3 separate regions of the Mus musculus genome follow, and regions 2 and 3 are each linked to region 1. A link is a contact called in ENCODE Hi-C or POLR2A ChIA-PET data. All regions are on one chromosome and are shown on one strand. Each heading gives the region's core, a stretch centred on a gene start or an enhancer-like site at or near the end of the contact. The rest is flanking DNA. Distances are from core to core; before and after follow the strand shown. Region 1 holds the start of Zfp706 (zinc finger protein 706). Region 2 has its middle 16 kb from the start of Gm34724. Region 3 has its middle 29 kb from the start of Gm34590.

What was found. Hi-C counts contacts between places; a loop is a spot of excess contacts on that map. ChIA-PET counts read pairs that join two places held with the same protein, here RNA polymerase II (POLR2A).
Region 2: POLR2A ChIA-PET joins it to region 1 with 94 read pairs in embryonic stem cell. The contact joins the enhancer-like site here to the promoter of Zfp706 in region 1. POLR2A ChIA-PET finds 5 or more read pairs at or near these places in 5 of 5 experiments (Patski and embryonic stem cell).
Region 3: a map of left cerebral cortex shows a loop between it and region 1 (4-fold over the local background). The contact joins the enhancer-like site here to the promoter of Zfp706 in region 1. A Hi-C loop is called at or near these places in 3 of 37 maps with a recorded cell type or tissue (gastrocnemius, left cerebral cortex and regulatory T cell). POLR2A ChIA-PET finds 5 or more read pairs at or near these places in 3 of 5 experiments (all embryonic stem cell).

Annotation. Positions count from the first base shown.
Region 1 is chr15:37,005,433-37,009,962 of GRCm38, forward strand. It overlaps Zfp706 (zinc finger protein 706), which reads right to left and starts at 1,970. Exons shown (of 4, transcript NM_026521.4): 1 at 1,696-1,970. LOC115488529 reads left to right here and starts at 274. Exons shown (of 2, transcript XM_030248876.1): 1 at 274-278; 2 at 1,424-3,041. The coding sequence starts at 274. The coding sequence ends at 2,372.
Region 2 is chr15:37,060,369-37,064,898 of GRCm38, forward strand. No RefSeq gene overlaps it. Among named protein-coding and RNA genes, the nearest start is that of Gm34724, 16 kb to the left of the region's middle. Within about 2 kb of position 2,433, at least 1 of the 3 ENCODE cell types and tissues checked has a DNase peak (open chromatin) inside an H3K27ac peak, as active enhancers do.
Region 3 is chr15:36,964,257-36,968,786 of GRCm38, forward strand. No RefSeq gene overlaps it. Among named protein-coding and RNA genes, the nearest start is that of Gm34590, 29 kb to the left of the region's middle. Within about 2 kb of position 2,415, at least 1 of the 3 ENCODE cell types and tissues checked has a DNase peak (open chromatin) inside an H3K27ac peak, as active enhancers do; it is left cerebral cortex, where a contact is called at or near this core.

The DNA of each region.
Region 1 (4,530 bases), core at 720-3,219:
AATTCTCTTTAGCTACTGGATATAAAGTCAAAAGTGTTTCAGTGACAATCAAGCTCTCCTCATCATCCCCCACCACAATGGAAACTAAACAAACACACACGTACTGGACACATTCCCACTAGTATTACGTAGCAAACTGGAAGTCCATCCAGTCTTTCACCAACCATGAGAATGTTTAATATGCCAGCCTAATATATGAACTCGATTCCCACCCAAGGCAAATATAAACTGTTTGTCATGAAAATTATATTTCATTTTTGTGTTTTTAAACCAATGCCGTATCAATTCTCTAAGTTTCAATAGTATATTGGGGGGTTGTCTCACTACATATCTCTGGCTGGCCTGGAACTCACAGAGATCTGCCTGCCTCTGCCTCCTAAGGGCTGGGATTTTAAGGCCTGTGTCACTTCACCATGTTCCAATGGCATATTTAAAAGTACATTTTGATGGTGGGTCTTCAATACATGAACACCAATGCTTTGAAAACATTCCTTAAAAAAAAAAATTAATATATATGGGTACACTGTCGCTGTCTTCAGACACACCAGAAGAGGGCATCAGATCCCATTATAGATGGTTGTGAGTCACCATGTGGTTGCTGGGAATGGAACTCAGGACCTCTGGAAGAGAAGACAGTGCTCGTAACCGCTGAGCCATCTCTCCAGTCCTGAAAACACTCTTAATGTCCCCCTGTCTTAGTATCAGATCTTTACTAGATCATTCTGATTGTCTAAAACATCTTAACTCTTCCATAAAGCATGGCTTATGTATGTGAATTACTTGGTGAACAGATCTTAAGGGTTTTATGCTTAAGTTACAGAACCTCACATCAGTAATTCCAGAACTTTCCTTGCCATCTAGAAATTAAAGCAGCTACTTTGATAACCTTTTCATGAAGCGTGCTGTAAAAACAATGCCATCAGATAAGCAAAAACTATTTTTTAACTTTTGCGTTTAGGGCTTCTCCTAAAACACAACAGAACACCTAAGATTTAACCCATTTTCTTTACCACCACCAACGGTTACAAAAAGGCAAACGCTTCAATAAACACAAAATGTAACACTAGGCAAAGGAGATCTGTTCTAACAGGCTAGCTGAGCGGGGCAGGCCCCTAACTTCTGACAGCACAGATTTCCTTTCTGAAAGCAGAAGTGCAAACGATCCAACCACCTGCTTTCGGACAGTTCAACTTACAATTTGCTCTTGACCAGCTCATCGAGTTTTTGACAAAATCTTACGTATAAATCGCTCCCTGATTAAGTGGGACAAACTGAAAGGCAATAAATCGTTTGCAAACAGTTACCAGCTGATTTTTAATAAAAGTTTTAGCTTTCCCAGGAGGCTGCAAATGAGCTACGAACCAGGAAGAGTTCTTGGAATACCAGGACTCTTGAGAAGGAGGCCCTAAGGGGCCGCTTAAAGAGAAACAACTTACTCTGAGGCCGGGGAGCCAGGAAATGGGCTCACACTCTGCAACCAGCCAGAGCAAGGGGCCCAGGTCGGCTCCGCGGCACGATCCCAGCTCTCAACAGCCATTCGTGGGCAGACTCAACCCCACGGTTGCAGCCCGGCCCGCCCGAGGCCTCGGCGGCCCTCAGCCCCGCGCCCGCTCCGCCGGGAGTCCGACGCCCGCCCCGGCCTCCCGCCGCCGCGTGCCTCCCGCCCCGGCTCCCGCGTCCTGCGGCGCCGCTTACCCGGGCCGGGCCGGTCTGGCGTCCGAGAGACCGCGCAGCGCGAGAAGAGCTGGGCAGGACGAGTAGGGAAGGAAGGGTCGAGCCCCGCACCGCTTGGGGCCTCCGCCACCCGCAGAGGAAGGACCGAGCAGAGCCGGGAGCACAACAGCCCGCGCCTCGCACACCCGCCGCAGCGCGCGCCCGCCGCGCCTGAGCCCGAGGCAGGCCCGTCGCTCGTGCCCGCGCACGCCGCGCCGCACTCCCAGTCGCCTCAGCGCCGCCTGCTTGCCCGCGCGGTCCCGCCCCTCACCTTCCTGCGGCGGCTTTGCCCCGCCCCTCTAGCATGCCCGCGTCCTTCCGGTCTGCAGGCCAATGGCAGCTCTCCCCTGTTACATAAGCGCGCGGGGGCGGGGCCTAAGACGGGAACTGCGGGGCCCTCGCCCGCCCCTCTGCTTCCCGCCCGCTCTCTCGGTGTCGTCTCAGCGTGTCCCCCTGCCCTTGCGGTGTGTGACCTCCGGTCTACGGGCGGCTGTCGGCCGAGTGGCTCAGCAGTCACTCTTTCGTGTTTCACTCACCCGGCCTGGCCTTTGCCCCGCCGCCCTCGTTTTTCCCTGGCCAGCCGGGAGCCCTGTAAGGCGCTAGCCGGAGCGGCGGGGGAGTCGCGTCCGGGGCCCCGCGTGGCCGCCGCTCGGCCATGACCCCCTGCCAGACTCGCTGCCATTGTTCCCTCACTGGTTCCGTGCTCAGGGTATTTTGACTTACTAGGGACTTTCACATAGATGGAGACTTGAGCCTGAAAAATCGGCTAAATCCTAACGTGCTCGCTTGGCCTGTGCAGGCTGGCTATTGGATTGCTAATACTTGGGGAAAGAATAAAAGGTCGTTCCCCGCCTCCACTTGATTTAGACCACGTTGTGAACTTCAGATACCTTATTAAGAGCGATTGCAATTCTAACATCTAGTGGTGGTTAGAAATGGCGTTGTAAATCTCTGCATTTGTTGCCCTGTACCTGCAACAAGCTGCTCCCCATTAGATCTAATTAGGTTATAGGTATACTGCTTTTGTGGCCTTAAAACCACTATGTGGTTCAGTCTGTCCTAGAACTGAACCCTTTCACCTCCACAGGAGCTACATGACCATGTGTCGCCATGCCCAGTCAGAATCTCAAACTTGCCTGCCAGTAGCCAGAGAATTCGTTGACTATGAGCATAGTCTACTTTACTTGTACTATGATAACCTTGTCACAGTATTGTTAAAAATAGCCAGAAAGGTGCAACGCAGCTGGGCCATGATTGAAGTGGGCTCATCTTTGATTCATTTCACTTTATGCTCACAAGCCTTTATTAAAATGTAGTTACGTGTTTAAGTTTTGTTACTGTTGCTGATGGTAATCTGTAATCTCCTTTTTATTACTGTATAGCCAGTGACCAACAAAGTGCTGAAAAAACAATATTGAACAGAATGTGTCTAAAGAGACAGGTTTGGAACAGACATGTCAAGAAGCTATAACATAGTTATTAATGGTGGCCACATTTACTGTTGTGTTAATCTGCCTTTTGGGTTGAGAGTCTTGGAGGATCTAGACTTGGGAAATACAAAGAGCTGTTTGTCTAGTCATGAATGACAATGGACACTGCAACTAGACTGTGACATCTGCAGGGGTGAGGTGGTGTCTGAAGTCTTGTGAAGTAGGATTGGTTTGTTGCTTTTTGTCCTGTGGCCTGGGGGAATACTCAAAAGCTAGTATCCCTTGAGTTTTTAATTCATATCTCCTGCAGGAACCTGACAAAAGCTGTAGCTGGAGTTAGTTCTCTCTCTCAGGACAGGACTTTGTTAACCGGGGTCTATGGGGAGTCACTAGGTGTTTAGTGGTAGCTCTGCCTTCTTTCTGGCTGGGGCCAATAGCACCCCATTTTCACTTGAGGAAAAGTAAAAGTCTTTGAGGATACTTACAGATGTTCCCTGGGGGAATCCGAGTTCACAGCAGTAAACTCCACAATGTCTTCCTGCTATGCCTCTTACCCGCACACCTTCTGCTGGAGCTTTTTTCTTTTTTTTGTTTTGTTTTTTAAGACTGCCACTCAGGCCGGGCATGGTGGCACACACCTTTAATCCCAGCACTTGGGAGGCAGAGGCAGGCAGATTTCTGAGTTCGAAGCCAGCTTGGTCTACAGAGTGAGTTCCAGGACAGCCAGGGCTACACAGAGACACCATGCCTTGAAAAACCAAAAACCAAACCAAAACAAAACAAAAAGCCCCAGAACCCTGCCACACAGGTCTCTTGTCTCCTCTATGCTTTTTATCCTTGAAGGAGTCTGGCTCACTCCCTTGTTAAGCACTGTTACCTAGAGAATATGGTGTAATGGTAATTATATGTGGTGCTTAGGACATTTGAAATATACAGGGGAAGTATGAAGCCGGAGTGAGTATGCTTGAGCATGTGTGTGGTGACAGTGGGTAAAAGGCAGGGCCTCTGCTTTGCCACCAGCTGGTGTAGTGTCAGAAAAGTGACAGCAATCTAGACATGAACACTTAGGCTTCTGTGCACATTCCTGCATTTAATTATGAATGCTAACGACACTTGTGGTAACATTTTCCCTTTTCTGCCTATCGGCGGTCACTTTAAGATAGTATGCAACAAGAACTTGCTGATTTGCTATCCAAAATCCACCTCATGAAATGAAACTGCGCCTCTGGAGATGAAAGATGACAGGCTTATTGATGTGTTTGGATGCGTGCTGGGTTCCTGCGATGAGGTGATTGGTGAGTTCCCAGCATATTCATTCTCAATACATAATGTAATCCTAGAACCCAGGAGAGTGAGGCGGGAAGATGGATAGCCAAGGCTATGTAGT
Region 2 (4,530 bases), core at 1,183-3,682, 55 kb after region 1:
TCAGGTCTCTGGGTCTCTAGCTTGCAGTTGACAATTGTCAGACTTTTTGGCCAACACGGGGTCGGGGGGTGGGAACGTGGGCAAATCTTACAATCAGTTTCCTCTTATGTGCTGTTGGTTCTGAACCGTGACTAATATCTGTGGGCGGAGCTTCCTATTAGAGAGAATATCCAGACAAAGGCCGTGGAGGCAGGAGTGTGCATGGTGAACTCTCAGAGAGACCTGTGGAGAAGCCTGGTGTGGAGAGACAGAGGTGTGAAGGATGGGCAGACACAAAAGGCCTTCTAGATAAGACAACGACTTTGGCTTCCACTCTAAAGTAAACGAGGACACTTGAGAGTTTGGGGCTGGGAGTGACAGGATCAATAATAATGAAAGCAAAGGGGTGTTCCTGGGTGTGTGAAGCAGAAACTTCAGTTAAGCTGTCACCGGGAGGCCATGGAGCAAGGTGGGCTGTGGGGATGGGGAGACACATCAGAAGTCTTAAGTGACAGGCATGATGGAGTGTTAAAAAGAAAAAAAGGAAAAAAAAGAAATGACTTGTAATTCCAGGTGTGAGGGCTGAGAGCTGAGAAACAAGGGAGACCCAGCTCCAGCTCCCAGGCGTCAGGTGCAGGCAGAGGCCATCAGAGGTCTAACCTGTGTGGAGGAAGGAAGAGGGCCAAGGCAGCCTGGTCAGGATGGGAGAGTGTTCCAGGCTGAGAACTAAGGGGGCACAGAGTGCTTATAAATGGGAGGCCGATTATCGAGCCAACAACTGAAGAGGACCTGTACCCGTGAGAGGCCACTGGCTTCGGTGGGGCCCTTCCCAGCCCTCTTCTCCTTGGCAGTTTACCACAGTTAGGAAAGTTGACGATACTCTTCTCCATATCTTCTGCAGCCAGGGGAGCCATGTGACACAGTTCTTACCAAAGACAAGCTTTGTGTGTGTGTGTGGGGTCTTCAACACAGCATGCGGGCACCCCAGATGAAGGGCATACTGATGGTGGTGCTCTGAATCGCTTCTTTCTGCCTGGAATGCACAACTGACGTCTGGTGATGAGCTTGTGCCCTTATGGTGATGAATCCATAAGCGGGAGGGCTGCAGAGGGAAGGCTGCAGAGGGAAGGCTGCAGAGGGAGGGCTGCAGAGGGAGGGCTGCAGAGGGAGGGCTGCAGAGGGAGGGCTGCAGAGAGTCTTTAAGGGGAGTCAGCTCCGGCTCTACTGAGTGTCTTCTGCAGGCTTCCTGTTATGTAAGAACATTCAGTCAGGTGTCCTGAAGTCACCTAAGTGTCCCCAGGTGGTGGAGCCAAGGCCTTCTGGATGATGGGAGTGGCTGTGACCTGTAGGTGGTTGGGCGCTGCTGGAGAAGTTCATTCAGGAAGTGTTGTGATTGATTTTTATAACAAAGAGACCCACCCCCCCCCTCCATGGCAACAGCAGGGAAGATTGAAGGTTGGGTTGGAACCCATGGGAAGGTTGCGACCTCCACGAAGCAGAGCTCAGGGCAGCCTGGGCCAGGGCCAGGGCCAGGGCCAGGGCGAGGATGGCGGGCACTCTCTCATGTTCTTGCTGCTCTGTCCCCTCTGCCTCTTGTTCACCTTCTTCCCCCCTCCTCCACTTCCCACCCACCCCACCTTTGACACTTGCCCTTCACCTGGCCCTCATGATACCCAGCTACAGCCAGTTCCACAGAAAACCTCATTGCTTTCCTATCCCTCCATCAGACTCACGACCCTTTCCGGGTTCTGGCCTCCTTCACCCATCCTGGCATTTGTGGGACTGTGTAGGCCGGTAGACCCTTCTTAGGCTTTGAGGTCTGATTCTTACCCAAGCCTTGCTGTTGTTATAGTAAGTAGTTTCAGATGGATTTCTTTAACTTTGGCCACCCTGATGCAGAAGCGGAGGAATTCTGGACGTCTTGGGTCATATGGCCCTAATTAGAGGTCAGACAGACAGTGCCGGTGTGGTGGACTAGAAGTGTCCCTTAGAGCCTTCCTGGCCCCAAGAGTCACCCTCAGCTTGGTGTCATGTTTCCATAGTAATGCAGGCTCGGTTAGTTCATCCTTCTGGGTCCTAGCACACATGACCCTGGCCTGCTGGACCTTGTAAGGAGTATGACAAGATGGCCAGGGATGGACCAGGAGAGAGCTAGACAGGAGACTAGAGACCAGGGGAGCCTCAAAATGCAGAGTTAGAACTTCCTGTGGAGGTTGAGGAACCTGATTGCCCACGATTGAGAGATAGTTTTGTCCTTAGTCTCTTCCACCCCTCCCACGGCACTGCTGTGTGAAGCAACAGAAGGCACAGAAGGCACTCACTCGTCCTGGTCCTTCCCACCGAGGCAGCGCAAGTTGCCACCACAGAGTCAGCAGAGACAAGTGGCTTATTAGCTCAGAATCTCTGTCGATCGCGGCTGGGAAGATGGCTCAGCTGGTACAGGGTAGCAAGCCTGAGTTTAGATTCCCATCATCCACATAAAAAGCCAAGTCCAGGTGAGGAGGCAGAGATAGGAGGATTCCTGGGTTGCTTGGCAACCAGACTAGCCAATCAGTAAGCTCCAGATTCAGCAAGCAACCCTATCTGTCTCAAAAAATAAGGTAGGGAAGTGATTGAGAAAGGCAGCCAGTGTGCACTTAGGCTTGCACACACCCTATGTCCATACTAACACTTGCACATGCAGAGGGGAAAGGGAGAAAGGGAGAGAGAGAGAAGGGAGAGAGAGAGAGAGAGAGAGAGAGAGAGAGAGAGAGAGAGAGAGAGAGAATCCCCACGCTGGGGTTCCCTGCAAGGTCCTCCAGGCTGCACCCTCAGCATTAGCTGAGGTCGTGGCCTCACCTGAGATTCAGTTCTCTTCCAATCTCTTCTGGGTGCTGATGGGATTCACTTCATACTGCTGTGGACTCAGCCATCTTCTTGATGTGGCAAAGATGCCCAAGGGCCTTGGTCTTCAACCACATGGCCTGTGATTGTGTGGTGAGTATGGGGTAAGGAAAACGGAAGCGCTTCTCACAGCTCCTCTTCTCTACCTGGTTCTAAGAAGGGAGCCGTCCCTGTGCTCCAGCCATCCACAGCTGGTACATGGCCCCAGCCCCTGTGATTTGTTATTTCTGACACTTTCGAGTCTACCTTTGCATATCTTCACGAGAAATGCGGCTTGGAAGAAAAGAAAATGAATCTTGCAATCAGAAGTCAGAAGGGAGAGGCTGTGTTGGGTTAGACGCAAGGCAGAGCCCCCAGCATTTAGGCTTGTCTACATTTTGACAGGAACTAGCAGTGCATAAAACAGAAGCCTGGGCAGAGCATCTTCCTAGCCCTGGCAGGGGCTAATGGTGTCCTGACGTCGGCTCCTCATGTGTGAAGCTTGAGTTATTTGTGACAGTATTTGACCAAGATTTTCAAAGGACACGAGAAGCTGGGAACAAAATGGCTGGCTTGCCTTGTCAGCTTGTGTGGCCTGAGAAGGCACTTGTGGAGACCCTGGGGAACATACCAGGAGACATTTATCCTCTGTGGCAGTGCTGTCCTTAGGGGAGTGTGTCTGTGCCCTGGGACGTGTGTGCTGACCTATGGCAGGATTTCACTGAGCTACAGTAAAATGCCCAGGCACTTAGAGTACACACCAGCAGTGTCCGTGAGGACTGCCACATTGCTGTTACAGTTAATCTGTGCCACTGTCGAGCAAGCTTGTCTCCCTCCACCATGGGCACTGGCAACTGGGTAGGAGACATGATGACACCTCTATGTTACTTCCTTATAGGAGTTTCTGGGGCACCTGAGAAGCCGGCTCCTCATAGGAGAGGACACTTCAGAGATAGGCTGATGAAAACAGCGAGTTCCGAGGAGAACATGTGCAGACAGGCTCCAGAGAGTGCAGAAGCCAGGAGGAAAGGGTTCTTGCCAGCACACTACAACTACAGCAGAGCTACCTGTATAAGACACTTGGCTTGGTGACTAAAGAATGGAGGATAATAAATAACCCAGTAGAATAAAAAACAGGGATGCTTAAACATAGTGTTTCAAAAAGCATGTGTGTGTACATGTGAGACAAACAGGCACACGGATGGACACACACACAGAGTCCTTTAAGGCAATGGTTCTCAACCTGTGCGTCAAAACCCCTTGCATAAGCCGGGCGGGCGTGGTGGCACACGCCTTTAATCCCAGCACTCAGGAGGGCAGAGGCAGGCAGATTTCTGAGTTCGAGGCCAGCCTGGTCTACAAAGTGAGTTCCAGGACAGCCAGGGCTACACAGAGAAACCCTGTCTCGAAACCCCTCCCCCCCCCCAAAAAAACCCTTGCATATCAGATATTTGTATTTTAATTCATAACAGTAGCAAAATTGCAGGTATGAAGTACCAACAAAAGTAATTGTATGGTTGGGGTCACTACAACACTGAAAGAGTAGTAAAAACAGAATTCTAGGCCTTTGGGCCCAGGCTTGGGAATGTGATCTTTGTGGCTCAATGCTCCAAGGTATGCTAATCATAAAACAGATATCGACATCCCTCCACCCACCCACTTCCTGGGTTCAAGGAGTATTCATTCAAA
Region 3 (4,530 bases), core at 1,165-3,664, 41 kb before region 1:
TCAGAGGTTTAGTCCATTATCGTCATGGCAGGAAGCATGGTGGCATGCAGGCAGGCATGGTGCTAGAGACAGAGCAGAGAGTTCTACATCTTGATCTGAAGGCAGCAGAAGGAAACTGTGTCACACTGGGCATAACTTGAGCATATATGAGACCAGAAAGCCTGCCTCCACAGTGACACACTTCCTCCAACAAGGCCACACCTACTCCGGCAAGGGCACACTCCTAATAGTATCACTCTTATGAGTCTATGGGGCCATTTCTATTCAAACCACCACAAACTCTTAGAGTACCATAAGTGGAGTATCTGTCTCATGAAGGGGTATGTGTGTGTGTGTGTGTATGTGTATGTATGCTGTGTGTGTGCTATGTGCATGTGTGCTGTGTGTATGTGTGCTATGTGCATGTGTGTGCGCGTGCGCACTTAGAACTCATCAGTCCTTTGTTCTGTCCACTGCATTGCTCTGCCAGTTCTAGGCAAGGGTAGGAGTGAGAGCACCCATGGAGTCCAAAGCGGTTCTTGAGGAATGCTGTCTGTGCTTATAGTTGGACACATGAGCTTCCCTGACATCACAGGACCCACCCCTTGCTATGTGGCTCTCTCTCCTCTGGGTGTGAGTCTCATTTGTATTTCCAGAGCAGCCTATCAGAATGTGGACAGCCTCTTCCTTCATGTCCTCTCAGCTTCATGGTAAGTGTTTGCTCTTTCAGAGTGAAAGACAGGTCTAGGTTCAGCTTTCTATAGCCTGTACCAATTCAGAGTCCATGAGTAAGATGAGCTGACTACTAAGAATAGTTAGAACCCATGGTTCCCTGTCTCAGCAGCTGCATGGCTGAGGGCTAGGGAGGGATTCATCCACATGTGGATTGCCCATACTGCTCAGCAAGAAAACAACAAGTGGTGTTGAGCTAAACAGCATTCCTTTGCTGTAACAAGTACTGCAGAAGTCAATTTAGTCTTTATTTTAGTTCACGGTGTTGGAGGTTTCTGTTCTTGGTACATTGCCCCAATTATCTTTGGGTAATATATGAAGACAGTGAGTTTTGGTGGGAGCACATGGCAGAGAGAAGTAGACAGAGAGTGGCAGGTAGTTGCCAGGGTCCTAAAGACAAGCTCTCAATGACCCAACACCCTCTAACTAGATCCCACCTCTTAGTGGTTACACCATCTCTCAATAGCACCACAGTTGAAAGACCATGCCTTTAACATCTGGGATTTGGGGAGACGTTTTTCCAAACCATGGCAAATGATGAAAAGACATCCACAGTCCTTTATTCAATTAATTATATGTTTCAGAGCTATATGATCCATAGTAATGATCTTTAAACTCACTGCCAAAAACTGGTTTTAGCTGTGCTCCAACCGTGCATTTATTTCTCTGTAAGTACACTCATGGGCCAATCTACCAATTCGGTGGTAAAAACATCCCGTGGTCCCTTTTTTCCTAGTTCCTTGGTGTGGCATTCCCCAGTGGATACAAGGCATATCAGAATAGACTACATTTCTCAGAAACCTTTGCAGCTAGCTGTGTCCGTAAAAATCAGTTCTGCCCTGTGGAAATGCCTGAGAAGAGCACCAAGCCCAGCACTGGGATCTTTCTGTGAGATTTTCCACTTTTCACAAGTGTCCCTGTCTGAAGGTGTGCAGCTGTTTCCTGCTGCTGCTGCCCAGAATGCAGACATACTGTCTGGACCACAAGAGTCACCTTAGATAAGGAAGCAGAAACCACACGTTGGTGTCAGAGCATCAGAGAAGACAGCGTACCAGCTCTGGGCAGCTCACTACCAGGCTCCACTTAGGTGACATAAACTCTCGTTTAAGTCATTGTCATCTTGTATATTAATCTTTTGTTTTGTTTTTTTGAAACTGGGTTTCTTTGTGTAGCCTTGGCTATCATGGAACTCACTTTGTAGACCAGGCTGGCCTCAAACTCAGAAATCCACCTGCCTCTGCCTCCCGAGTTCTGGGATTAAAGGCGTGCGCCACCACTGCCCGGCTTGTATATTAATCTTATCCCAGTCTGGTCCTACCTGATAGACTTGTGTACATTTAATACATATAAAAGGGAAGACAGAAGCATATCTTACTAAAAGTTATGCTAGAAAAACTTCAGAAATTCTATTATATTTTGCACTTGACTCGACAGTCTCACAAACCTCTGAGATCTGAGGTTCCATCTTCCTTTGTCCACTTTAGAGTAATCTCTTCTTGTCACTACAGCCCTTGTTCTGTGAATCCTGTAAATCTAGTTACATTTGCGAAGTTATTTGACTCTTCTCCTCTAAATATACTTTGCTTTCTGAGGCAGGGACCCAAAAAATGTTCTTTGAATCACCTAGCACTGCCAGGACAGAATTCCTTTCAGGCTGAGCCTTGGCTAACTCTCCTGGCCTGGGTCCATCTATAGACGCTGGCCAAGGAGAGTTGGATGAGTTGGAAAGACACTGTGTGAGCTGGGCCCACAGATGTGCTGGGAACTGTGCAGATGCTGCTGTTAGGTGGGCCCACTCACCAACCTCTCACAGCAGGCTGACATGTGACTATGCCCTAACTGGTCACAAGGCCAGAGGGAAGAGAGAAGGCCAGGAGAAAAGCAGAGCTTCCCCCTCCAAAAGCTTTGCCCGGGCATGGCCTTTCTATAGGAAGGAACTGTCAGGGTGCCGTAGCCACCACTCCTCATTAGAGATGCTCAGAGTGTAACCATTACCAGAATTCTGAGGCTGAGGGTCCATCCACACCACCCTACCCACATTCTGCCTGTGCTCAGGAAAGCGAGATCTCCCCCTCCCCCCACCTAGTCCCTTCAGCATCAGGACAAATCCATACTCCCTCTCCACCCCCGTTAAGCATCGTGTCCTGCTGTATCACAGCTTCTAAATCCCTGACTCATGCCAGCCTCAGAGTTTAGAGAAGAGGTTATCCAAGTGCTGTGGGCTGCATGCTCTTCCGCACCCCCGGCCCTGCCACACACACTCAGCTATTTAATTATAGCACCTCTGCAGGGCAGAGGGGATAGGGAAGGAAGGGGCTAGGAAGAGAGAGAAGGTTCCTGAAACTAGAGGACCTTGAGGGACGTTTGGCACGATCTCATTGTGAAAGCAATGTATGATGTGGCCATTAACCCCTAGAGCAGGCAAGTGGTAAGTGGGGCAGGTCCTGGAGCCTGGCTAAGGATGCGCACGCAGCTAGGAGGCGAAGCATCGAGGCTGCGCCAAGCCCCCCTCAGTTTCATCTGTTCTCCTACACATCTAAGTAACCAGGCTATCATGTGATCCTCCGGTAACTATGGCAACGAGGTCTGTCTCGTGGAATGTGTGGTGAGAAATCTCACAGAAAGATCCCAGTACTGGGCTCGGTGCTGTGCCCAAGAGTAGCTCCCTTCCACTAGATCTGAACTCTGGGGCTGCAGGGGCACCGGGTGATAGCGGAGATGGTAACAATACGATTCTGAGCAGCTCTCTGCTGAGCTGGAGACATTGATTCTTCCTGTACTCCTGATACTTGCCTCCCCTATTTTGGACCAATCCCTGAAGACGAGAGACAAAAATAACCCTCTCCCAAGGAGACCATGCTAATGCACACTCCGTGCCTTTGGAGATGGGGCTCTATAGTGAGACACCCACTCCAGCATCTCAGACTGATGAGGGAAAGCACTCAGCGGTGCCAGGGGGTCAGCATTCTGCCTCTGCCAGGAGAAGCTGCAGAGAAGTAGGCTGCACAATGGGAGGCTGTGTTAGCATCGAGTAGACTCTCGAACCCGATGGCTCTGCAGCTCATAGGCACAGCCAGGCGGAAATGTTTGCAAATGAAGGGCATGGTTATAATATGGTGAAACACACGTCAGAGGATTCAGCGTGCAGCAGATGAGCGGCTCCTGAATAGCCATGCATGTAGCAGTCTGAGTGGCGCCGTTGCTGCCAGCCATGGGGAGACAAGCTGTGCAGGCTGCCCTTTCAGAAGGATGCTGCAGCGGATTCGACTGCTGCGTCTGACCTTGAATGAGTTAGTCTTTTCAGGTGTCAATTTCTCCATCATTGGAAGAGGCAGGGTAATCGTTGTGTAGCCTTCTTGGACTTTGGCTGCAATCATGTTTGATAACATGGAAAAGTACAAGGTACTAATAACACAAGAAAATACTTCAAAATGGGCATTGTTGTAAGTCTTTCCTCCTCTTCCTTCCCCTCCTTCCCCTCCTTTTTCCTCCCACTCTCATCCTTCCTGCCTCTCTTCTTCCATCCTCCCTCCCCACTCCTCCTCCCCTCTTCCTCCTTCCTCCCCCCTCCTTCCTCCATCCTCCCCTCATCCTCCCTCCTCTACTTTCCCTTTTCCTCCTGATTTTTGTTCATCTCAGAGGTATTTATTCTTAAAGGACTCAGCAGGCTGGATGAGTAAGGATGAGAGCTACAACAGTGTGAAGCCATTGTGGCTTCATATAGCCTGGAGTATGTGCAGAGAAATTTCCATTTTAATCCCAGCAATGCCCCATTAGGATTATAATGTCCACTTATTTCAGAGAAGACCCAAATCTGCC